Regions from separate parts of the Homo sapiens genome. Here regions 1 and 2 are each linked to region 3. A link is a loop called in an ENCODE intact Hi-C map of the cell type or tissue named here. Cell type or tissue: HepG2. All regions are shown on one strand.

The links. Peaks named below come from ENCODE experiments on the same cell type or tissue, not always from the same donor. Only the 100,000 strongest peaks of a DNase experiment are listed, where the experiment ranks them.
Region 1: it touches region 3 in a loop (25-fold over the local background); 8 of 110 quality-filtered maps call a loop at or near these places.
Region 2: a loop joins it to region 3, with 11 times the contacts of the local background. A loop is called at or near these places in 4 of 110 quality-filtered maps.

What each region holds. Positions count from the first base shown.
Region 1 is chr16:20,295,745-20,303,744 of GRCh38, forward strand. No RefSeq gene overlaps it. Among named protein-coding and RNA genes, the nearest start is that of GP2, 28 kb to the right of the region's middle. In HepG2, a CTCF peak has its summit at 4,898 (motif pointing left); a DNase peak (open chromatin) is centred at 4,897.
Region 2 is chr16:19,904,217-19,912,216 of GRCh38, forward strand. No RefSeq gene overlaps it. Among named protein-coding and RNA genes, the nearest start is that of GPRC5B, 23 kb to the left of the region's middle. In HepG2, a CTCF peak has its summit at 3,418 (motif pointing right); a DNase peak (open chromatin) is centred at 3,435; H3K27me3 peaks cover 2,140 bases.
Region 3 is chr16:19,976,571-19,984,570 of GRCh38, forward strand. LOC105371117 (a long non-coding RNA gene) reads left to right here. Exons shown (of 4, transcript XR_950895.2): 2 at 1,265-1,329; 3 at 1,600-1,801. It overlaps LOC124903660 (a long non-coding RNA gene), which reads left to right and starts at 4,811. Exons shown (of 2, transcript XR_007065018.1): 1 at 4,811-4,938; 2 at 5,422-5,630. In HepG2, a CTCF peak has its summit at 4,504 (motif pointing right); a DNase peak (open chromatin) is centred at 4,491; H3K27me3 peaks cover 1,072 bases.

The sequences.
Region 1 (8,000 bases), 320 kb after region 3:
GCAAATTTTAGCTTGCATGGGAATCATCTGGAAAGCTTCTGAAAAATGGAGATTGCTGGACCCCATCCCAGAGTTTCTGATTCAGTAGGTCTGCATGAGGCTTGCAAATTTGCATGTCTACCGAGTTCCCAGGTAATGCTGATGCTGCTGTTCTGGGGACCACAATTTAAGAACACTTGTATCGGCTGGGCACGGTGGCTCACGCCTGTAATCCCAGCACTTTGGGAGGCCAAGGCACGTGGATCATGAGGTCAGGAGATCGAGACCATCCTGGCTAACACAGTGAAATCCTGTCTCTACTAAAAATACAAAAAATTAGCCGGTCATGGTGGTGGGCGCCTGTAGTCCCAGCTACTCGGGAGGCTGAGGCAGGAGAATGGCGTGAACCCGGGAGGCGGAGCTTGCAGTGAGCGGAGATTGCGCCACTGCACTCCAGCATGGGCGATAGAGTGAGACTCCATCTCAAAAAAAAAAAAGAACACTTGCATTACAGGAATGTCTCCAGGACAGCATTTCCTTAACCATGTCCATTTGGTTAGACACACTAGCTTTCTTGCCGTCCCAATGAAAGGTATGGAGTCCCTAGCTTCAAGTCCTGGCTGTGCCACTAATTCCATTAGTGAACATAACAGCTATGGATTGAGTTGGCTGCATATAAGCGGAAAACCCAAATAACAATGACTTATTCAAGAGATTTATTTTTGTTTCACGTGAGATAAAATGCAGAGGTAGGTGATCCAGGGTAATTGTGGTAGGTCCAAGATGTCAGCAATATTCCAGATTTTTAACTTTCTGGTCTACTGCCTTTAATTTGTGGCTTTCATCATCAAGACTGCCTCATAGGCATAGAATGGACAACTCTGACCTTTGTGCTTGAATTCTAGAAAAAGAAAGGGGGAAAAAGCAAAGGTTTAGACCAAGCTTGTCTAACCCATGGGCTGCATGCAGCCTGACAGCTTTGAATGTGGCCCATCACAAATTCATAAACTTTCTTAAAACATTATGAGATTTTTTTAGGATTGTTTTCTCTTAGCTCATTAGTTATTGTTAGTGTTAATGTATTTTACGTGTGGCCCAAGACAATTCTTCTTCCACTGTGGCCCAGGGAAGCCAAAAGATTGGACACTCTGGTTTAGACCTTCTTTTAAGGGGATTTTTCTGGAAGCCACACTTATATCTCCACTCTTACTTACATGTCATTAGCCAGAACTTAGTCCATGACCACCTTTCTCTCACAGGGAGGCTGGGAAATGTAGTTTTTCTAATTGAGCATATGACCACCACCAACAAAATTTGGGTTCTGATTATAAGTATCTATTCTTTACTACTAGTTAGAATGAAGAAGAGAATGGCTGTTGCTAATTCTAACTACTAGTAACAAGTAGTTCCTACCACAATGACCCTGGGCAAGTGTCTTCCACTTTTGGGCTCTATCTCTCCCAATGTAAAATAAAGTTGGTCTTAATGATCAAAGAGATCCTATCCAACTATAAGGCAGTTCGATTCCATGGTTCTGTCCCTAAATATGTTTATCAGTGATGCTCAGTGGAAAGGAAAACAACCTGGGTATTGTCCTCATGCAGTACCCCTAGTGTGCTCAGCCTGATGAGATGTCAGAACATATCCTGTACTTGTCTGTCTATTCATCCATCTACCTGTTAAAAATACATTTTTTTTGAGATGGAGTTTCACTTTTGTTGCCCAAGCTGGAGGGCAATGGCATGATCTCGGCTCACTGCAACTTCTGCCTCCTGGGTTCAAGCGATTCTCTTGTCTCAGCTTGTGGGTAGCTGGGATTACAGGCGCCCACTACCACGCCTGGCTATTTTTTTTTTGTATTTTTAGTAGAGACAGGGTTTCACCATGTTGGCCAGGCTGGTCTCAAACTCCTGACTTCAGGTGATCCACCTGCCTCCACCTCCCAAAGTGCTGGGAATATAGGCATGAGCCACCGCACCAGGCCCCTGTTAAAAATATTTCTGAGTACTACTACCTGATAAGTACTAAGGATACAGCTGTGAGTTTAAGCAGACATTGTCCCTGCTCTCCCTGTCCTCTTAGCAGTTTAGTAGGTAAGACAGATATAAACAAATAATGATGCAAATGTTCAACAAAGTGCTATAATGAATGTTGATGTACTACACAAGCGTTATAAAGAAAATGTATGTTGGGGGGTGTAATTTAGGTGGGGTGGAAAAGAAGATTTTCCCAAGAATTTATTTTGAAGCTGACACCTGAAGGAGGGGTCAGACATGCAAAGAGTCAGAGAAAGTGCACTCTAGGCAGAGAGAACAGCAAGTTCAGACACAGGCCCTGAGGCAGGAAAGAGCTGGGCTCATTCTAGGAAATGAAGGATGGCCAGGGTGTCCAGACATCATCAGTGAGGGGGAGGCTGATATGTAATGAGGCTGGAGTAGTCAGTGGATACCACAGCTTGCAGGGCCATGTAAGCTCTGGGAGGGAAATTTGATTTTATTCTAAGGGTAGTGGGAAGGCATTGGCGTGTTTCAGGCAGAGGTGGGGGCAAGGGTGACATGATGAGATGTGCATCTTCACAAAGATTTCTCTAGATGCTGAATAGGACCTGAACAGGTTTGGATGGGGGTGGTAGTGAGCAGTGGTCACATTGAGAGTTGTATGGGTTTCACCCATCCATTCACTCATCCATCAACCTATTCATCCACCCATCCATCTTTTCATCCATTTATCTTTTCACCCATCCACCCATCCATCCATCCACCCACTCATCCATCCATTGAACCATCCACCTATCCATCCATCCATCCATCCATCTGTCCGTCCATCTGTCCATCCATCCGTCCATCCATCCATCCATCCATCCATCCATCCATCCATCCATCCGTCTGTCCGTCCATCTGTCCATCTGTCCATCCATCCATCCATCCATCTATTCATCCGTCAATCTACCCATTCATTCATTCAACCATTCACCTATCCATCTATCCATCTACCCATTCATCCTTTCATCCATCCATCCAACCATCATCCACCTACCCATTCAACAAACATTCATAAAGCATCTTTAACTGCCAGCTTCTCCACTACATGTGTTGGGTGAATAAGATGGTTCATTTTCTCAAGGAGTTTACCAGTTAGAAAGGTAGAGAGACACACATAAACAAACCATCATGGTTGAGTGCAGGTCCTAACAGCAGTAAGCTCTAAGAAGGGTGGGAAGAGATTCTTAGCAGTGGTGAACTGTTTGCCTAGTGCCAATGGCAGGTGAAAAGCCACCATGTGATTCACCGCTCTGGCTGCCAAGAGTGAGGACTTTTCTGGGTCACAGGGAAATAAACACATTTTAGGGCAACAGCAAGACAAGGGGAAGTAACAGCCTTGGAATTTAGCTTGGGGTTAAACAAAAAAATCTTGGGAGATGCTAGGATGTAGACACATCCAGAATGGATGGAATTATCCCATGAATCTATTCTATGGTGTCCTCAGCATGAGTTTGAAGATTCCTTGTTGGCATCTCATTGATTTATTGGCTGGATTCTGGCAGCTGTTGGTGAGAGCAAGATTGACTGCTCCAGGCATGAAACAAACCATAGAGGAACAAGTTCAAACTCTTTTCAGCTGTATGCAAACAACTTAACCTCTCTGAGCCTTAGCTGCTTCAACTCTAAAATGGTAAATAGCATTGAGCTTGAGAAACCCTGGAATAAGATGGCTGAAGCCTAAGTTCAGTAACTGGTTCATTGTTAGTGGACCTGAGAAACTGACAGGATAGATGCAGCTAGGGTTGAAAAGGCACATAATATAATGGTTAACGGTGTGGACAGTGGAACCTTGCCTCCTAGATTCAAATCTTCCAATTTTCTCTTCTTTCTGTTCCACTTGCATCTGTAAACCATGTGCCCAGTCATGGCCCCACAGCTGGGCAACGCCATTATGTACTCCTTTGACCACGGCTCCAAGACCTTCAGAGCATCTTGTGAGGCTCTTCTCTCCAGCAGATGAAGGGTTATTATCCTCCCTTAGATTTGGTAACTGAGGCCCAAAGGAATCAAGAACTTTGGCCAAGCACGAGTCCCCATTTTACAAAGGGAGAAACAGCCTCAGAGAGTTTCAGTAATGAATGCAAGTCCACAATGCTAGTAAGTGAATGAGCTGGGATTTGAACCCAGACCTATCTAGCTCCAGAATCCTTCTTTCATGGAGTTCAAGTCTACCAGAAGGAGGGGAGGAATTGAAACAGATGATAGATAAGTAGATGAGTAAGTAAGTCTAACGATTATAAAAATAATTATAAGATCTGCGAAGAAAGTAAACTGGCTGGTGTGATAGAGAGGAAATGGGAGAAGAGCAATCTTTTTCAATCGGGAGATCAGGGAAAGACTCCCAGAAGGGAGGTAATAAACCCTAAAACCATTCTTGGTAATGCATGTAGTGCATGCAGTATGATATTTGGCACCTAGAAAGTTCCAATAATTGGTAGTCATTATTAAGGAAAGTGAAATGCTTTCTCAAAGATAATTGTAAAATCAAAGGGATAGTGTGTGTTTTGTCCTACTTCCAACATCTAGAGCCTTTCTCTCATGGAATAGGAGGGAGGAGAAAACTGAGGGCAGTGATAGGCTTGGCAAACAGGGGCCTTGGCCGGCTCAAAGCTTCAGCACCTGGGGCCAGCTGCCTCATTCAGTGCTTGGCAACGCCCCCGCAGAGTGGAGAATGCCAAGAGGGTAAGTGTCATCTCCGCTCTCCACGCAGTAGCTGTGTGACCTTGGGCAAGTCACATCTCCTGTCTGGGCATCTGTTTGTTCATCTGTAAAATGAAGGTTTCGGTCTAGATGGGTTTTTCAGATCCCTTCCAGCTCTAATTCTGTGTCATCTGAACTCTGACCAACGCCTCCCTCCTTCCGCGGACGTGTTCCCACAGTGCCCTCTATTGGCTGTTTAGTAGAGAGCAGGTACCACACATGCAGCTCCGGGGACCGGGAGAAATGGGAACTGCCAGCTGCCCTTCTTCTGTGAGGGATTTAGAACCCTTGGGGCACATCAGGATCCGCACACAGGATAAGAGTTAGGCAGTCTGACTTCCTAGAGTCACAGAATTTTGGAAAGGGAGACTTAAAGACTATTTATTGCAACAACAGCAGTATTAGCTAACATTTGTTTAGGGCTAACCATTTACTGAACATGGGCTTGATACTGTGCATAAAGTCATGAGTATAACAGGCACAGGGCCGTCCTGAGGGTAGTAACGTGTACACGGAGACCCAAAGAGTGAGGACTTGCCCATGTGAAGATCAGCTGGAAAGACTGTAACAGCCAAGAGAATAGCATGTGCAAAGGTCCTGGAGGAGAAAAAGACAAGGGTGTGTTTGGAACCAAAGGAAGTAGAGTCAATTGTTACTAGATACTGGAGGCTAAAGAATCTTGGAATGTGAAAACCATGATGACTGGTGGAGTTACAATCACTTTGTAAAACTGCTTAGCAGTATTTACCAAAGCTGAATATATACACTTCAGGAAGATGAGCTTATGCGCTCACCAAAAAGGCATAAATAAGAAAGCAGCATGCTTACCAGTAGCTGAAAGCTGGAAATAGCCCACATGTCCATCAACAGTAGAATGGATCAATAAATTAGGCTTTATTCTTCCAATAGAATCATGTCAGCAATCAGAATGAGATCCAAGTATAATTAAACTCAACAATATGGATCAGGTTCACAAAGAGAATGTTGCACATGTTAGTAAGAAACTGAGTTCAAATGATATATATTCCTTTTATATAAAGTTCAAAACCACCGTATGGTGCTAGAAGTCAGGATAGCGGTTGCCTTTGGGAGATGTAGGAACTGGAGGGGCAAGAGGGGGCTTCTGGGAGCAGCCACTGTTGTATTTCATGAACGGGGTGATGGTTACACAGGAGCGTTCATTTTGTTAAAATTCATCAAGCTGTACTTGTGATGTATGTGCATGATCTGTATATTATATGCCAATAAAATATAGTAAAAGCATTATGTGGTTACCAGGTCACATCCACTTGTTCATCACAGTCTCATTTACTGTCACCACCAGTAGGAGCAACACAGACAGGAATATTTTGAGACCAAGATTCTAAGTGCTACTTTTCCGCCTGAGGAGCTCCAAGTAGAGGGTAACTCTTGACAAGATAGGCCAGTTCCTCGGAGTCCTTGAAGAGTGGAGAATGACTGGACAAGGAGCTGGCTCACTGGGCTCTTTAGAAAGAGCCAGAAAGAATCAAGGAAGGGAAAGTTTTCACTCCCAAGGCATCTCAGAGTCTGAATCAGCTTCCTGCTTAGCATTTCAGTACCAGAGAGGCACTCTCCCAGGTTCTGAATTTGCTGGAGGGTTCTGAGGCCAAGTTTAGCAGTGGGGATTTGTCTTGAGACTGCCTCAGGCTGGGTAAAAGAGGGCGGTTTTAGGGCCAGAAGGTTTGACATCCATACCTTGTCAACAGCGAAGTCACAGGTCGTCAAGTATAACAGAGGAGGTATCATTATCTTAATTTACAGATGACCTGAGGGAAGTTAAGTGCAGTTCTTGAACTGCTCACATCAGCAGAAGTCAGGCTGAAATATGAATTTCTTGATTCCTGGTTCAGTGCACTCTGAGTGTCAGTTTCCTCGTGGACACAAAGAGGGAGTTGAATTAGATCATCTGTAAAGCTCCTCTGTGTGTCCCAGGTCCAGTGACTCTTCTGAGTTCTTGCTGAAGATAAAAGGACCTTAACAATTTCTCAGGAAGAATGGATGCAGTATCATTTACCCTTGCCTGCGTTAACTAGCAGCTGTCAGCACATGCATACACAAAGATGTGCACATATGGGCACATATGTACACACAGGCACATGTGCACACTCATGCACACATGCATACACACATACACACTATGCACGTTTGTATGCTGTCATGCACAGGCACACATATGTACACAAACATCTTGCCACAGTTCTGAGGTAGTTTTTTTTATTGTTGTTTTTCTTTTTTCTTTCTTTTTTTTTTTTCTGAGGCAGAGTCTTACTCTGTCGCCCAGGGTGGAATGCAGTGGCGCGATCTCAGCTCACTGCAACCTCCACCTCCTGGGTTCAAGCAATTCTCCTGCCTCAGCCTCTCTATACTAGCCGAGATTACAGGTGCCTGCCACCTTGCCTGGCTAATTTTTGTATTTTAGTACAGACGGGGTTTTACCATATTGGCCAGGCTGGTCTCGAGCTCCTGACCTCAAGCTGTCCACCCTCCTTGGCCTCCCAAAGTGCTGGGATTACAGATGTGAGCCACCGCACCCAGCCTGAGGTAGATTTTATATTTGTCATTGCCCAGCATCAAGCGTCAGGCAGGGAGGCAGAAAGAGCACCTGTATTACATTTAAGCGAATCCAAGTTTGAATCTTGCATTCTGTCACTTCCTAACTGTGCAACCTAGAGCAAGTTCCCTAATGTTTGTCTCTTCCTTCCTTATCTGTGATTTGAAGTGCTGACTCATCTGTAGGCACTAAATAAATGGCAGGCAGGTGTTATCTGTATGGTGTCAAGGAGTTCCTTAAACCTCTCTGAGCATGTTTCTTCCTCTGTAAAATGGAATAACAGCCCCAATATCAAAGGGAGAGGCTGAAGCAAAGTATATGACGTAAAGAGTTTATTTGAGCCAGGATAAGGAAGATTCAGACATCAGTCACCTTGGATATGAGCTCCACTTGGCCTTTATTACAGGCAGATTTTTAAAGGCAAAAAAGGAGGGGGACAAGGATTGGACTGATACAAAGTTCTGCCGCGGATTCTCATTGATTTACAGAAATAACATTGATTAGTGATTGGCTACCCATTGTTAAGCCTTAGAGTGTGGGATGTTGTGTCCAGTGAGGTGTTATTAGGTTAATTCATAGCTACTTGTGGCAATAGCAGGCAGTTTTGACAGATGAATACATAGCTCTAAAGAGGGAGAATAAGATGTGATTGCCGTTTGAATGCTTCTCTGGGCCTAATAATTTGAAAGAGCCCACATTCCTCGATA
Region 2 (8,000 bases), 72 kb before region 3:
AGGACATGGCTTCGTCCTTCTTTTGGGCCATGTAGTATTCCATGGTGTATCTGTACCACATTTTCTTTATCCAATCCGCCATTGACGGGCACCTAGGTTAATTCGATGTCTTTGCTACTGTGCATAGGAAACCTGCATGTTTTTCTGATAAATTTGATGAAGAGTGTACCATTGTGAGGAAGTATGATTAGACACAAGGGGCATGATCTAACGGTAGTAAACTGGGGGAAATTTAGCAAGGCCTGTTTGTTTAGATTCTTAGCATCTCTTTGTCTTTGGGGATAAGGATGTCAGCCTGGGCAACATGGCAAGACCCCATCTCTACCAAAAAAAAAAAAAAACCTTAGGTATTGTGCATGCCTCTGGTCTAAGCTATTACTAGGGAGGCTGAGGCAAGAGAATTGCTTGAGCCCAGGAGTTTGAGGCTGCAATGAGCTATGATCGCACCACTGCACTCCAGCTGGGCAATGGAGCAAGACCCTGTCTCAAAACCAAACAAAAGAAAGGATAAGATATTCCTTTCCTCTGGGTGGCCACCCCTCAAATGAAGGTTTTATGACCGGCTTCAGGGGAGCAGGGTGAAGGGAAGGTGAGAGTGGCCTTCCTGCTTCTGCTGTTTTCTCGAATACAAGGTGCCATATTTTGAGGTAGTATGTCCTGAACCCCATAAGTTCCCCTCCAGTGAGCAGGTTCAAGGAACGCTTGAACCTGGGAGACAAAGGTTATAGTGAACTGAAATCATGCCATTGCACTCCAGCCTGGGTGACAGGGTGAGATTCATCTCAAAAAAAAAAAAAAAAAAAGGGAACAATAAACACTGAGAAATACAAGAGTACAAGAGGGAGGAAGGAGAGAGGGAGGCAGCAAGGATTGAAAAACTACCTACTTGGTACAGTGTTCACTACGTGGGTGACGGGTTCAATCGTAATCACACCCCAAACCTCAGCATCACACAATATACCTTTGTAGCAAACCTGCGCTTGTATCCTCAAATCTAAAATACAAGTAGAAAAAATAAAAATAAAATAAGTTACAAACTGCTTAAACACACACACACACACACACTTCCCCGTTTCCTTGAGTTTTCATTCTAAACGTTCCCATGTCACATAAAACTTGTGTTAAATAAATGGCTATGCTCTTCTCTGATTCATCAGTCTTTTATTAAGGGTGCCTCTGCCATGAACCTAAGATGGGTGGGGAAATAAATCTTTCCTCCCCTGCAGGACCATGAGCCAAGGTGTGCGGCAGCCTCTAGAATCTGGAGAAGACAAGGAAAGAGATTCTCCCCTGGAGCTCCCAGAGGGAACCAGCCCTACCGACACACTGACTTTCAGTCCAGTATAACCTGTTGCATAATTTTGACCTCCAGAACTATACAATAATACATACGTATTGTTTTAAGTCCTGACGTTTTTGTTAATTTTTTAAAGTCCCAGCAAGAAACGAATACAAGTATCTCCTTAAAAGAGCCTAGACCAGCTGGGAGACCTTGACTTCACCACCCGGCAGGCCTGGCCTCCTCACTGCCATGCCTCTGATCCTCCGTTATGGGTCAAAATTGTCCACCAAACCCAAGGGAATCAGGAGAAAGAGAGGTGGGCTCAGTGAACCACACCCATTGGCTGAGAGTGGAGCGTGCCTGCTGATACCCACACAGTCCTTCGATGCCGGTGCAATAGTGTCCAGCACGGGGTGAAGCATTTATTTTTACAAAACATTTCAGAGAAAAATAGCATTAGAAAGAATCTCTGCTGACCGGGACTGCGTTTAACAAGATATGTAAATTTTTTTTTTTTTTTTTGAGACACAGTCTCGCTCTGTCACCCAGGCTGGAGTACAGGGGTGCAATCATAGTTCACTGCAGCCTCAACCTTCCGGGCTCAAGAGATCCTTCCACCTCAGCCTCCTGAGTAGCTGAGACTCCAGGCACCACCACACCTAGCTTATTAAACAAAAACAAGGGGACATCATGTTGCCCAAGCTGGTCTCGAACTCCTGGGCTCAAGTAATCCTCTTGCCTCAGCCTCCCAAAGTCCTGGGATTACATGCGTGAGCCATTGCACCTGGCCGTATGTGTATCATTCAACCACAAATACCTGCTTCATGCTTTCCAATGTGTTAAGTAGGCACCTGTATTAGTTTTGTGGGGCTGCCACAACCAACTACCACAAACCAGGTGGCTTAAAACAATGGAGATGTATTCTCTCACAGTTCTGGAGGCCGGAAGTCCACAATCAAGGTGTCTCCAGGGCTGTGCTCTCTTCGAAGGCTCTGGGTGAGAATCCCTCTTTGCCTCTTCCAGCTTCTGGGGGCCCCAGGTGTTCCTTGACTTGTGGCTGCGTGGGTCCTCTCTTCATCTTTTTTTTTTGAGACAGAGATTTGCTCTTTTTGCCCAGGCTGGAGTGCAATGGCGTGATCTTGGCTCATTGCAACCTCTGCCTCCCGGGTTCAAGTGATTCTCCTACCTCAGCCTCCCAAGTAGCTGGGATTACAGGCATCCGCCACTATGCCCAGATAATTTTTTGCATTTTTAGTAGAGATGGATTTTCACCATGTTGGCCAGGCTGGTCTCGAACTCCTGACCTCAGATGACCTACCCGCCTTGGCCTCCCAAAGTGCTAGTAAGGGAGGAGACCACCCCTCCTATTGTCTTATAACCAATTTCTGCCTCGAAGAAAAAGTAGGAGTTAAAAGACAGAAGTGAAATCAGTAGTCAGACAGCCCGGCGCTACATTCCAGGCCTGGTAGTTAAAGACTGACCCCGATCTAACTGGTTATGTTATCTATAGATTCCAGACATTGGATGGAAAAGCACTGTGAAAACCTCTGTCCTGTTCTGTTCCATTCTGATTACCAGTGCATGCAGCCCCCAGTCACATATCCACTGCTTGCTCAATGATCACGACCCTCTCACTCGGACCCCCTTAGAGTTGTAAGCCCTTAAAAGGGACAGGAATTGCTCATGTGGGAAGCTTGGTTTTTGGAGACATGAGTCTGCCGATGCTCCCAGCTGAATAAAGCCCTTTCCTTCCACAACTCCGTGTCTGAAGGGTTCTTGTCTGTGGCTCGTCCTGCTACACTAGGATTACAGGCGTGAGCTACCGTGCCCGGCCCTCTCTTCATCTTATATCAGTTACTAGACTTACAGCCTATCCTTACCCAATATGACTTCATCTTTTTTTTTTTTGGAGACAGGGTCTGGCTCGGTTTCCCAAGCTGGCATGCAGTGGCATGATTGCGACTCACTGTAGCCTCTACTTCGTGTGCTCAAGCAATCCTCCCAACTCAGTCTCCCCACCTCCCCCGTGCGCGCCACTTTTGAATCCTGCAACGGGTTTGCCTCTGAGCCCGTGGTGAGCTTCCCGCAGGGCCCTGGAAGTGGCCTGCAGTGAAGCACAGGGGCCACAGGGTGGCAGTGTTTCCTGCGGATGTGGCTCTCACCCAGTTCAGGGGCGCTCAAGGCGTAATTGGTTAATGCAGGTCTGTTTCTCTTTGTCCTTGAAAAGACAGCAACTTTGAGCTCCAAGGAGCAGTCTTCTTTGTGTTTTACGGCTTTTTGAGTCTCTACTTTCCGCCTCCCCGGGATGAGGAATGGTGTGGGAGGAGAGTAGGACTCTCCCGCGGGGGACTGCTGAGATGATCACAGTTTTAGGGTATGGGGTGTGATAAGGCACTTGAGACTCAGAGAGGGGAAGTAAGTAATCCAAAGTCACACAGCTGAGTGGTACCTGAACTGCATCTTCTGATCCTTGCATCAGTTCCTGTCCGCTATGCCACTTGGTCAGCCTTCACAGGCCGGGATGCAAATGGAGACATTGGGGTTGGGATTTTCACTCGCGTCCGTGTGAAGAGACGCGAGTGTGAGAACAAAGCTGTTTATTTCACCTGGGGGCAGGCGCGCTGAGTCCGAAAAGAGAGTCAGCAAAGGCAGACAGATGTGGGGCTGTTTTATAGGATTTGGGTAGGTAGTGGAAAATTACAGTCAAAGGGGGTTGTTCTCTGGCGGGCAGGGGTGGGGATCACAAGGTGCTCAGTGGGAGAGTTTTTGAGCCAGGATGAGCCTGGAGAAGAAATTTCACAAGGTAATGTCATCAGTTAAGGCAGGAACAGGCCATTTTCACTTCTTTTGTGATTCTTCAGTTACTTCGGGCCATCTGGGCCATCTGGATGTATGCGTGCTGGTCACAGGGGATATGATGGCTTAGCATGGGCTCAGAGGCCTGACAGGGATGGAGGATGGGGAAGGGAAAGATGCTGAATGAGCACTGGGTCAAGAGTCCAGAAATATAAGCTTCACTCCCAGCGCATGAGAAGTGGAATTGGGAAGGTGGTCAGTCCTTGCTGCTGGGATAGACCCTGGACTCGGTTTTCTTATCTGTAAAATGGAAATAAAAGGGCCAGGCACGGTGGCTCATGCCCGTAATCCCAGAACTTTGGGAGGCCACGGTGGGCAGATTGCCTGACTCAGGAGTTCAAGACTAGTGTGGCCAACATGGTGAAACCCTGTCTCTATCAAAAAGTAAAAAAAATTAGGCAGGTGTGGTGGCATGTGCCTGTAGTCTCAGCTATTTGGGAGGCTGAGACGTGAGGATGGATTGAGCCCAGGAGATGGAGGTTGCAGTGAGCTATGATCATACCACTGCACTCCAGCCTGGGTGACAGAGTGAGACCCTGTCTCCAAAAAAAATAAAAAAGAAGAAAAAAAAAAGATAAATGAGAGGGTAATAATACATGTGTGTAGATCCTAAATGTTGGCTAGTGTTGTAGGTAAGGCTTTTATTCTCACCTCTCAAGATCTGTGTTGGAGGAAAAAAATGACCTGAACTTTGGGAAATTAGGTACACTTGGTCTCAGAGCCCACTTCATAGCTGTATGATCTTAACCTCTCTGAACCTCAGTTTCTTCCTCTGTAAAATGGGTCTAATAATATCATGGATTAAATGAGATAATCCAGGTAAAGATCCAGCTCAGTTCTTGGCCTATGATGAATATTCACTATATGTTAATACTAGTTGGGATGGGGAGGGGAGGGTAGCTAAGGTCAGAATGGTGGGACGGTTGGGGCTCAGAAATATAGAAATGAGGGCAAACACTCACTTCTCAGGGTGGGCAAGGGAAGGCTGAGAATGTGGCTTTATTATTATTACTGTTATTTATTTATTTTTTTTGAGATGGAGCCTTGCTCTGTCACCCAGGCTGGAGTGGAGTGGTGTGATCTCAGCTCACTGCAACCTCTGCCTCCCGGGTTCAAGTGATTCTCCTGCCTCAGCCTCTCCAGTCGCTGGGATTACAGGCATGTGCCACCACGCCTGGCTAATTTTTTATATTTTTAGTAGAGATAGGGTTTCACCATGTTGGCCAGGCTGGTCTTGAACTCCTGACCTCAAGTGATCCACCCGCCTCAGCCTCCCAAAGTGCTGGGATTATGGGCGTGAGCCACCACGCCTGGCCTGGATTGATTATTTATTTAATTTAGAGACGGAGTCTCCCTGTGTTGGCTAGGGTGGTCTCGAACACCTTACCTCAAACAATCCTCTAAAAGTGCTGGGATTACAGGTGTGAGCCACCACTTCCGGCCAACTCTTGACTTTAAACTAGAAGTAAAGATAAAATAATAACCATAGCAGCTACTATTTCTTAAATACATACATTATTTCCATTATTTCTCACAATTGTCTAAGAGGTGAGAATCTTTATTATCCCCATTTTACAGCAGGGGTGACTGAGGCTCAGAAAGATCAGTCACTTGCCTAAGGTCACATAGCTGATAAGTGGCAGAACCTGAACTTGAACTTTTGGATGCCAAAGCCATCATTCAGTGCTGCTGCTGTGCCATAATGTTCTCTAGTTTTCCTGGGAATCAGTTTCCCTAATCAGCACTAATGAGGGCTCTAGAGATGATGAAATCTACAGGGACTTATTTCGTAATGCAGATTTCTTGTCCTCAACTCTCAGTGATAATCTCCAATTCTTCCAGTTCCCCTGCCTCCAGGGGAGAAGGGAGCCAGTCTTTTTTTTTTTTTTTTTTTTTTTGGAGACAGTGTCTCCCTCTGTGGCCCAGGCTGGAGTGCAGTGGTATGATCTTGGCTCACTGCAACCTCTGCTTCCTGGGTTCAAGGGATTCTCCCACCTCAGCCTCCTGAGTAGCAGGGATTACAGGCATGGGCCACCACAGGCTGGCTAATTTTTGTATTTTTACTAGAGACAGGGTTTCACCATATTTGTCAGGCTGGTCTTGAACTCCGACCTCAGGTGATCTGCCCGCCTCGGCCTCCCAAAGTGCTGGGATTACAGGTGTGAGCCGCCATGCCTAGACTTTGTTTTAAAACAGTTAATCTTTTAAAATTGTTTTTACTTTTTATGATGGTAATTTCCACAATCATATGTAGTATGTGTAGATTCAACATCGCCCAGATTTAGTAGATATCAATCTTTGCAATCTCATTTCATCTATCCCCACAGCCCAGATTCAAAATTTTTTCTTAAGAGGGATTTCTCAAAATTTAACTTAAATATTTTTTAAAGTCAAAATCGACCCCACTCCTCTCTTCACACTTAGTCTGTTTTTTTTTTTCTGAGAATATTCAAAGTAAAATTTTAGGCATTACATCATTTTATGTCCTGGAATTTTTTTTTCTTTTTTTCTTTTTGAGAGGGTCTTGCTCTGTCATCCGGGCTGGAGTACAGTGGCATGATCACAGCCCACTGCAGCCTTGAACTCCTGGGCCCAAGCAATCCTCCCACCTCAGCTTCTCGAGTAGCTGGGACTATGAGCACGTGCCACCACACCCAACTAATTTTGTTTTAATTTTTGTAGAGACAGGGTCTCACTGTGTTACCCAGGCTGGTCTCAAATTCCTAGGCTCAAGAGGTCCTCCTGACCTCCCAAAGTGCTAGTATTATAAGCATGAGCCACCATGCCCAGCCTATCGCAGGGATCTTTTAAAGTTGTTCTATGCACTCATACTGTGTTGGGAATACTTATACCAATAAAAAATGTGTTCCATTGCAAGTAAGAGAAGACTCAAATAATAGGAGCTTAAACAATCAAGGCATTTAGCTAATGGGAAGTTTGGAAGTAGAGGGTCAGAGGTTGGGGCAGTGACTCAGTGACTGCGAGGCACTGGGGTGCTATCTCTGTGAAGCCTTGGTTTTTACCTCATGTTTGTAAGATGGCTGCCAAAGCTCCAAGCTTCACATCACGACACAACAGTGTTCAAAAGAGAAAGGGTGGGAAAAGGGAGCAATAACAAACCTCTTCCCCAAGTGGTTCTTAACAGCATGAAGTCTGGGGGATGCCAGGCCTTATAGCAGGGGTTCTTAAACTTAAGTGTGTGTCAGAATCACCAGGGGAGCCTGACATTGGTGGCTGATGCCTGTAATCCCAGCACTTTGGGATGCCCCGGCCGGGGGGATTGCCTGAGCCCAGGAGTTTGAGACCAGCCTGGGCAACATATGGAGATCCTATCTCTACAAAAAAAAAACCCAAAATTAGCCAGCCATGGTGGTTCGAGCCTGTAGTCCCAGCTACTCAGGAGACTGAGGTGGGAGGATCACTTGAACCCAGGAGGTTGAGGCTGCAGTGAGCTGTGATTGCACCACTGCATTCCAGCCTGGGTGACAGAGCCAGACCTTGTATCCAAAAAAAAAAGAAAAAAAAAAAAACACCAAAAAAATGAATCCCTTTGAAAGCTTTATAAATCAGTGCTAAGTCCCACCCCCAGAGTCTCTGAATCAGCAGGTTGAGGTAGGACAGAGGGAGAATCTGCATTTCAGACACGTTCCCAGTGAGCCTGATGCCGATGTGTGGGTCCCTGCACCACGCTCTGAGAAACACTGGCTGATAGCAGTAGGTCTCAGCCCTGGTTGCACATTAAAATCATCTGGGGGAACTTTAGAAAAAAATCCTGATATCCCAGCCACACAAGGGCCCCAGAACATCAGAATTTCTGCAGTTAGGATCCAGGCATTAAAAAAACTAAACCTCTTCCCCCCCA
Region 3 (8,000 bases):
AGCCAAAATTGGTTATTTTTAAATTGTAAATAGTGTCTTATTGAATAGTTGTTTCTCATACAACTATTCAATAAGATACTATTTACAATCAAGCTATTTTTTTCCTAACAAATTCAACCAGCAATGTGTCTTGGAGTTTTTTCCATATCGACAGATACAGACTTATATAGACAGATATAAACTTACTTCATTATTTTTAATGGCTGCTAGATACTTTATGGGATTCATGGCCTGCAAATATAACTGTGTTTTGGTTTTCTTTTTTGGGGTCATTCTCCTGTTGATGGACACATTTGTGTTTCTTTTCTCCTTTATTTTAAACTAAATTTTCCCTTTAAATTGTAAGTAAAAAAATGTACATTTCTTAGTACTTAGGACTTACATTTTGAGGAAGGAGATTGCCATGCACACATTAACCCTGCATCCTTGTGCATGGATTCCGCATTATTTCCTGCAGGCTGTGTACCTTGCTCTCATTTATATGCAAGTCAGATCCTGCACTAGAATGAACAACCTGAGGATACAGACCATGCCCCAGTTATTTCTGTGTCCCCTCCCCTAGTATTGTGCCTGGTATGTCGTAGGGGCTCAGTGAATGTTTGAATGAATCAGTGATTGAATGGTGTATTAGTTATTGCTGGTTAATAAATTTCCACAAGACTCAGTGGCTTAGAAGAATACACATTTATTATTTTACAGTTTCTGTGGCTCAGGGATTCAGGCAGAGCTCATCTGCGCAGGCTGCAGTTAAGGTGTTAGCTGGGGATTTGGTCATCTCAAGGCTCTACTGGGGAAGGATTTGCTTTCCAACTCATGTGGTCATTGGCTGGATTTAGTTCCTTGTGGTTGTTGGAGTGAGGACCTCAGTTCCTCTTGTTTATTGCCACATGGGTCCTTGTCAGAATGTGCAAGTAATAGAGTCTGCTAGCAAGACAGGAATCACATTCTTTTGTAACCCAATGTGGAAACAGCATCCCATCACGTTGGTTGTGTTTTGTTGATTAAAAACAAGTCACAGGTCCCTTGCACACTCAAGAGGAGGGAGTTATACTGGGACTTGAATACCAGGGAGCAGGGATCACTGGGTGCCCTCTTAGAATTCTGTCTACCACAAAAGAATAATTTAAATAATAACATCAAAAAATAATACAGTTGACCCTTAAAGAACATGGGCTTGAACTGTGAAGATTCAAATATGCAGATTTTCTTCTGCTTCTGCTCCCCTAAGACAGCAAGACCAATCCCTCCTCTTCCTCCTCCTCAGTCTACTCAAGGTGAAGATGACAAGGATGAAGACCTTTAAGATGATCCACTTCTAGTTAATGAAGAGTAAATATATCTTCTTTTTCTTATGATTTTCTTAGAAACATTTTCTTTTCCCTAGCTTACTATATTGTAAGAATATGGTGTATAACACATATAACATACAAAATATGTGTTAATTGATTATGTTATTGGGCTTCCAGTGGACAGTAGGCTATTAGTAGTTAAGTTTTAGGGGAGTCAAAAGTTATATGTGAATTTTCAACTGTGTTGGGGGTTGACATTCCTGACCCCTATGTTGTTCAAGAGCCAAATGTATTTGTATATTTCTTACAGATTACAAAACACTTTAATGTTCATCACTGTACTTTAATGCTCACAGCTACCCCAGAAAGTAATTACCATAAGAAAACCAGGGCAAGATTATTATTCCTATCTTCATGTTGAGGAAATTGGGACTCAGAGAGTTCAAGTAATTTGCCCAGGATCACACAGCTAGCAAGAGGAAGAGCCAGGATTTCAACCTAGAAATTACTCTGTGAGTATAAGCAGTAAGATAGGCTATTCAGTCCTGGGGTTTGCCTTGATATAATCTCAAATACAAGGGGATACATGACGAGAGGGTTACAAGGAGGCATCATGGTGTGGTGGAAGAAGATGGGGACTTTTTTTTTTTGATGGAATCTCGCTCTGTCACTCAGGCTGGAGTGCAGTGGTGCGATCTTGGCTCACTGCAACCTCCTTCTCCTGGGTTCAAGCAATTCTCCCTGCCTCAGCCTCCCGAGTAGCTGGGATTACAGGTGCTCACCATCATGCCCGGCTAATTTTTGTATTTTTTAGTAGAGACGGGGTTTCGCCACGTTGGCCAGGCTGGTCTTGAACTCCCGACCTCAGGTGATCCACCTGCCTAGGCCTACCCAAAGTATTGGGGTTACAGGCATGAACCACCACACCTGGCTAAAGGTAGGGACTTTGAAGGCAAGACTCAAGTTTGAATCCTGGCCAGGTGACTTCTGGCTGTGTGAATTTGGGCACTGTTTTCTATTATCCTCTCTGAGCTTACACTTGTCCTCTGCAAATGGAGTTGTTGTGAGGATTAAGTGCCATAATTAATGTATGTAAAGTGCCGCTCAGTGTGCTTGGCACATAGCCTGCACCCATTGGGTGTTGCTGCTGTTTTTATGGGAGCTGGTTGGGCAGTGGTATTGTTTATAAACATGTATGATGTGCTTTTGAAAGCTCCTTCAAAACTCAATGATTAATTGTTAATGGACTGAGCCCGGGGCTTCTCTTTTTGAGGTATCGTTTACGTGGAAATTCTGTTTGTTGCTTTTGCCCATATAAACCCACTTGATTAAGAATTGATGAAAGGAAGTCATAATTCAAGTAAATAAAGGATGCTCCATGAGGGTAAGTTCTGACAGCCTTGAAATTAGTGCATGAGTATGGTTGCCATGATTAATCGGGACTGAATAATTGGCCTCAGGGAGAACCTGCCAAGCGAGGCAATGGATATCAAGGGAACTTACCCATTGGGCATGAGATCAGGCACCCAGAAGGCACACACTGGGTGGTGAGATTTTAGCCAGATGGTCACCTCTTTGCTCTATGGGTTTTCGACCGACTGAGAAATTAACAGACACAGGAGTCAGGGATCAAAATATCAGGCCTGTTGCTGGCTAATGTGGGTGGAAGGACATGGCTTGGACCTGTGGACCTAATGATCCTCCTTAATTCTCCTCTCCTGTTCTAGAACTTGAGAACTTCTTAAGGGGCGAGATAAGAGAAAGGGGAAAAGAAGACCTGAAAAACAAACAACAACAACAACAAAACAAAACAAAAACCAAAAGCAATCAAACAAAAAACAAAAAACACCCCAAAAAACCGCAGGGAGGGAAAGAAAGGGAGAAAAGGGAAGAGGGAGGTGGTAACACTTTAACTTTCCCCCCAAACGGTAGACCAGTGAAGCTCAGATTCTTGCCAATCTGCCAATCAGATGCATTGCTCCACCTCCCAGGGGAGGAAGAAAAAGCTTTTTCACCTATCAATGGCACTAGGCAGTATTTTATGAGCCAGCCTGGCTTCTGGGTGAGGGAGACTCTGGTTTCGCCTTTCGTTAGGGAATGATCATCATAATAATACCAAATATTTATGGAGTTTTTACTTGTGCCAACTCCTTTAAAGGAATTATCTAGTTTAGTTATCGAGAGTCAAATGTATTTGTATATTTCTGGTTATCACAGCAACCCTTTGGGAGGGAGAATAAAATTAGCTGCAGTTTACAAATGAGCATGGTGGTACCATGTCACCTTTTCGACAATCCAAGGCCACACAGCTAGTAAATGTCATGCTGACATTCAAATTCAAGTCTATCTGCTCTCAAATTCTGTGTTTTTTATATACTAGTTTTCTCTAAAGGTGGTCCATGGACTTCCTGATCAAGAATCATCTGGGATGTGTTTTAAAAAATGCAGATTTCCAGCATGGCTGACTCTCACACCCAAATGCTGACAGGAGGTCTCAGGAGGGGCACAGCGATGTGTACTTTAAATAAGGACCCTGGCTGTGTGAATCAAACACACACCAAAGTTCGTGAGTGATTGCACTGGAAGGATAGGTGTCCAAATCAGCTTTTACTAATATATCTATGGGACAAGTAAACGGACATTTATTTGCAAACAGAATTTTTATTTACTGATTTTTGCTAATGTATTGAATCTGACAAGTTTTTTGGGAGCCAGGCAAGCCAGGCCTCAGGTAAGCTGGGTCTCAGGTATCTGAACTCCTGCAAAGATCTGGATGTCACCTCTGGTACAACTTTTCTCACAATTTTCAATCTAGAGACTTTGACTTTTTGCCCAGTGATGACTCCTACACCAAGAGAAGCCAAGACCAGGGGAAACTGCCTTCTGAAAAAGCTGATCCTCCTTTTTGCTTTTCAGGACATGGTCATTTACATAGATTAGCATGACCACTTACATACATTTGCATATATCTGCATAGATTTGCATGCATAGGGTATGTGCATGGCTTTCTCTTATCCATTTGGCTCCATTCTTGAGTAAGCTCTGTATATTGCAACTTCCCATCCTCTCATCCTCTGATTGGACCTTCTTGAACTTTGATTTCAAAGTTTTATTTTATTTTAAATTTTCCACATGGTGGGCAGTTGGCTTTGGGAACCTGACCTGGTTGCTCGGACAGGTGGAGTTTCCTTTACTGGCCGGTGGGAGGCAGTGAAGAGTAGTAGCTAACAGCACAGACTGCAGTTAGATCTGGTTTATGCACTTACTAGCTGTTTAACATTGAATAAGTCACTTAACGGCCCCAGGGCTTTGTTTCCTCAACTCTTAATGGGAATAATAGTACCTACCTAATAGTGTTGTTTGAGAATTAAGTGTCTATAAAGCAGTTAGCATACTGCCTGGCATGGCCCCGAAAATGGTACAATTAATATGGTAATTTTCTTGTGAGGATGATGTTGATGATGATGAAGATAATGATGCAGTACTCATCATAATGCCTTCTAAATTGTGACTCTCTTAATCCCAGAAGATAAGCACTCAGTGGAAGACAGAAAGGATTCAGTGATAGCGTGGTTTTAAAAAATATGTCCACAAATTCTTTGATATTCTCCCCTTCAAGAAATGTAACTTAAGGATGCTCTTTTTGAGTGTGAGTTGGACTTAGTGCTTAACTACTTCTCTTCCTCCTCCTCCTTCTTTCTTTTTAGAAATAGTCTGAAAAACATTTTATTTTTAAAATTTTTAAAAATGCATTTACTTGTCTATTTTTAAATTGATAGAGAACACTGTATGTTTTAATCATGTATGAAATGATGTTTTGAAGTACATCTACATTGTGAAATGGTTCAGTCCAGCTAATTAACAAATGCAATACTCACATAGCATTTTTACAGTAAGAGCACATAAAAACCACCCTTTACATTTTTCAAGAATACAATATGTCATCATTAACTATAGTCACCTTGCCTTATAATAGATCTCTTGAAATTTATTCCTTGGAGCCTGACTTCTAATGAATAACGTATGGCAGAGGTGATAGGGTTTCATTTCCAAGATTAGGTTATAAAAAGGCTCAGCTTCTGCCTTGGGTGCATACATTTCCTCTTTCCTGATTCACTCTCTTTATGAGCAGCCCTAATAGAGAGACCCACATGGTGAGGGATTGAAGCCTCCTGCCAACAGCCATGTAATTGAACTTGGAAGCAGATCCTCCAGCTCTTTTAGAAGCAGCTGCAACTCATGGCGATCTCATGAGAGAACTTCAACCAGAACCATGAACCTAAGCCTCTTCACGTTCCTGACCCTCTGAAACAATGAAATAATAAATGTTTGCTGATTAAAGTTTTAGGATAATTTTTGCTAAGGTTGGGGGCAATTGGTTATACAGCAATATATAACTAGAACAGTTGGGGAGAGGGTATTCCAATTGTGGATACCCAGTTCTGGGGACTGAGGTGTTATACCTCTTGGTCTGAAGGCAGAATGCTCAAGGTGGTGCCAGGAGAGGTCTGTGCAGAAGTGCATTGAGGAGTAACTGGAATAATGGTGAATGTTAACTTGTTGTTGACCGCCATCCACATAATTGATTCCTTTACTTGCATGACACACTCACATATACGTTTCTAGATTTCAGATAACTTAAACAATTCATGAATACATAAAACATGAGTAGGGGAGAAGCTATTTCTTTTCTTACTCATTGCTAGGTTCATGGCTGAGGCCCCTATAAGAAGAGCCAGATTAACAAGAGAAAAGCATGCAAGTTTATTTAATATAAGTTTTTCATTACATAGGAACCTTCAGAAATGAAGACCCAAAGAAACAGGGAAACCTATGTATTTTTATGCATAGGTTTGATGGAGTGGACAATGATGCAGAAGTATGATTGGGCAAAAGTGGTATGATCTAATGGTAATAAACTGGGGGGAACTTAGCAAGGCCTGTTTGTTCAGATTATTCACTGTATCCCTGTGTCATCAGAGATAAAGACATTCCTTTTTTTCTGGGTATTGGGAGGGCACTTCTGGAATGAGGGTCTTATGACCTGCTTCAAGGGAGTGTCAGAGAATTCTTTTCCGGCCTAATTCAGGGGAGAAGGGTGAGGGGAAAGTGAGAGTGACCTTCCTGCTTCTGCTGTTTTCTCAAATGCCAAGGTGTTATATCTTGGGGTAGCCTGTCTTGAACCTTATCACATGACTATAGTTTGCAACAGCTATTAAGGTACATTAGTACTATTAGTATTCAATAGAGGTTTAAGCATAGTTGAGCTAGGTGAGGGTTACATCCCAATTTTAGTTGGAAGCCCTCTCCATTATCTTCCATTCATAAAGCCTAGAGGATGTTATCCATTTATTTACAAATATTTGTTGCATACCTACTGTATTCGTCCATTTTCACACTGCTGATAAAAACATACCTGAGACTGGGCAATTTACAAAAGAAAGAGGTTTTATGGACTTAGAGTTGTACCTGGCTGAGGAGGCCTTACAATCATGGTGGAAGGTGAAAGGCACTGCGTCACATGTGGAGACAAGAGAAGAGAGCTTGTGCAGGGAAACTCCCCTTTTTTATACCATCAGATCTCATGAGGCTTAGTCACCATCATGAGAACAGCATGAAAAAGACCTGTCCCCCTGATTTAATTACCTCCCACTGGGTCCCTCCCACAGCATGTGGGAGTTCAAGATAAGATTTGGGTGGGGACACAGCCAAACCATATCATCCTGCTTCTGCTGCATTCTCAAATGCCAAGGTATTATATTTTGGGGTAGCATGTCTTGAACCTCATCACATGACTATAGTTTGCAACAGCTATGAAGGTACATTAGTACTATTAGTATTCTATAGAGGCTGAAGCACAGTTGAGCTATGCAAGGGTTACATCCCAATTTTAGTTGGACACCCACTCCCTTCTCTCCCATTTATAAAGCATAGATGATGTTATCCATTTATTTACAAATATTTGTTGCATACCTACTATGAGCTATTTACTCTGGTAGGCCCTGGGGAGTCTATGGTAAATAAGACAGTGTCTGTGATCACAGAGAATATAGTCTAGTGAAAAAAAACTGCAGGCAGCAGGTAATTAAACAAACAAAAATAATAGTGTTTTGAAAATTATGATAGATGCACTTATTAGAATGTTTTTTAGCTATAATGGCAGAAAATCTTGATTAAAACTTGCTTAGGAATAAACTATTTAATCACACAGATATAGCAGTTCACATGGAGGGTAGGCTCTAAGCAAGAAATGGTCAGCAACTTGGTGATGTCAAGAGGACCCAGATTCTTTCCATCTCTCTGCTTTGTCCTCCTGGAGCTGGCCTCATCCTGGTTCTCCTTGTAGATAAAAAATGGCTCTCAGAAGCAACTGAGGCTCCACCGCTTCAGCATTCACTTCTAGCTGGAGAGAGGCTAAAATCTCCCTACTTTGCCCAGGCTATGTCTCTTCCCTTCAATCTGATTGGCCAGTTTAGATCATGTGAGCTATCCTGAACCAATAACAGTTGCCAGGAGCATGCCTAATTCTGATGGGTTAAGACTAATTAGGACTCGCTAGAGCTAGGAACGGGTTACCATTGCCCTAAAACAGGTGGCAGATGTGAATGCCTAATAGCATCAGACTCAGGGAGGGAGGGATAAAAGGGAGGGTTTTGAATTCTGGGTAGGCAGCCAGATGTATCTTTTTATAATACGGGGAGAGTGGGGAGG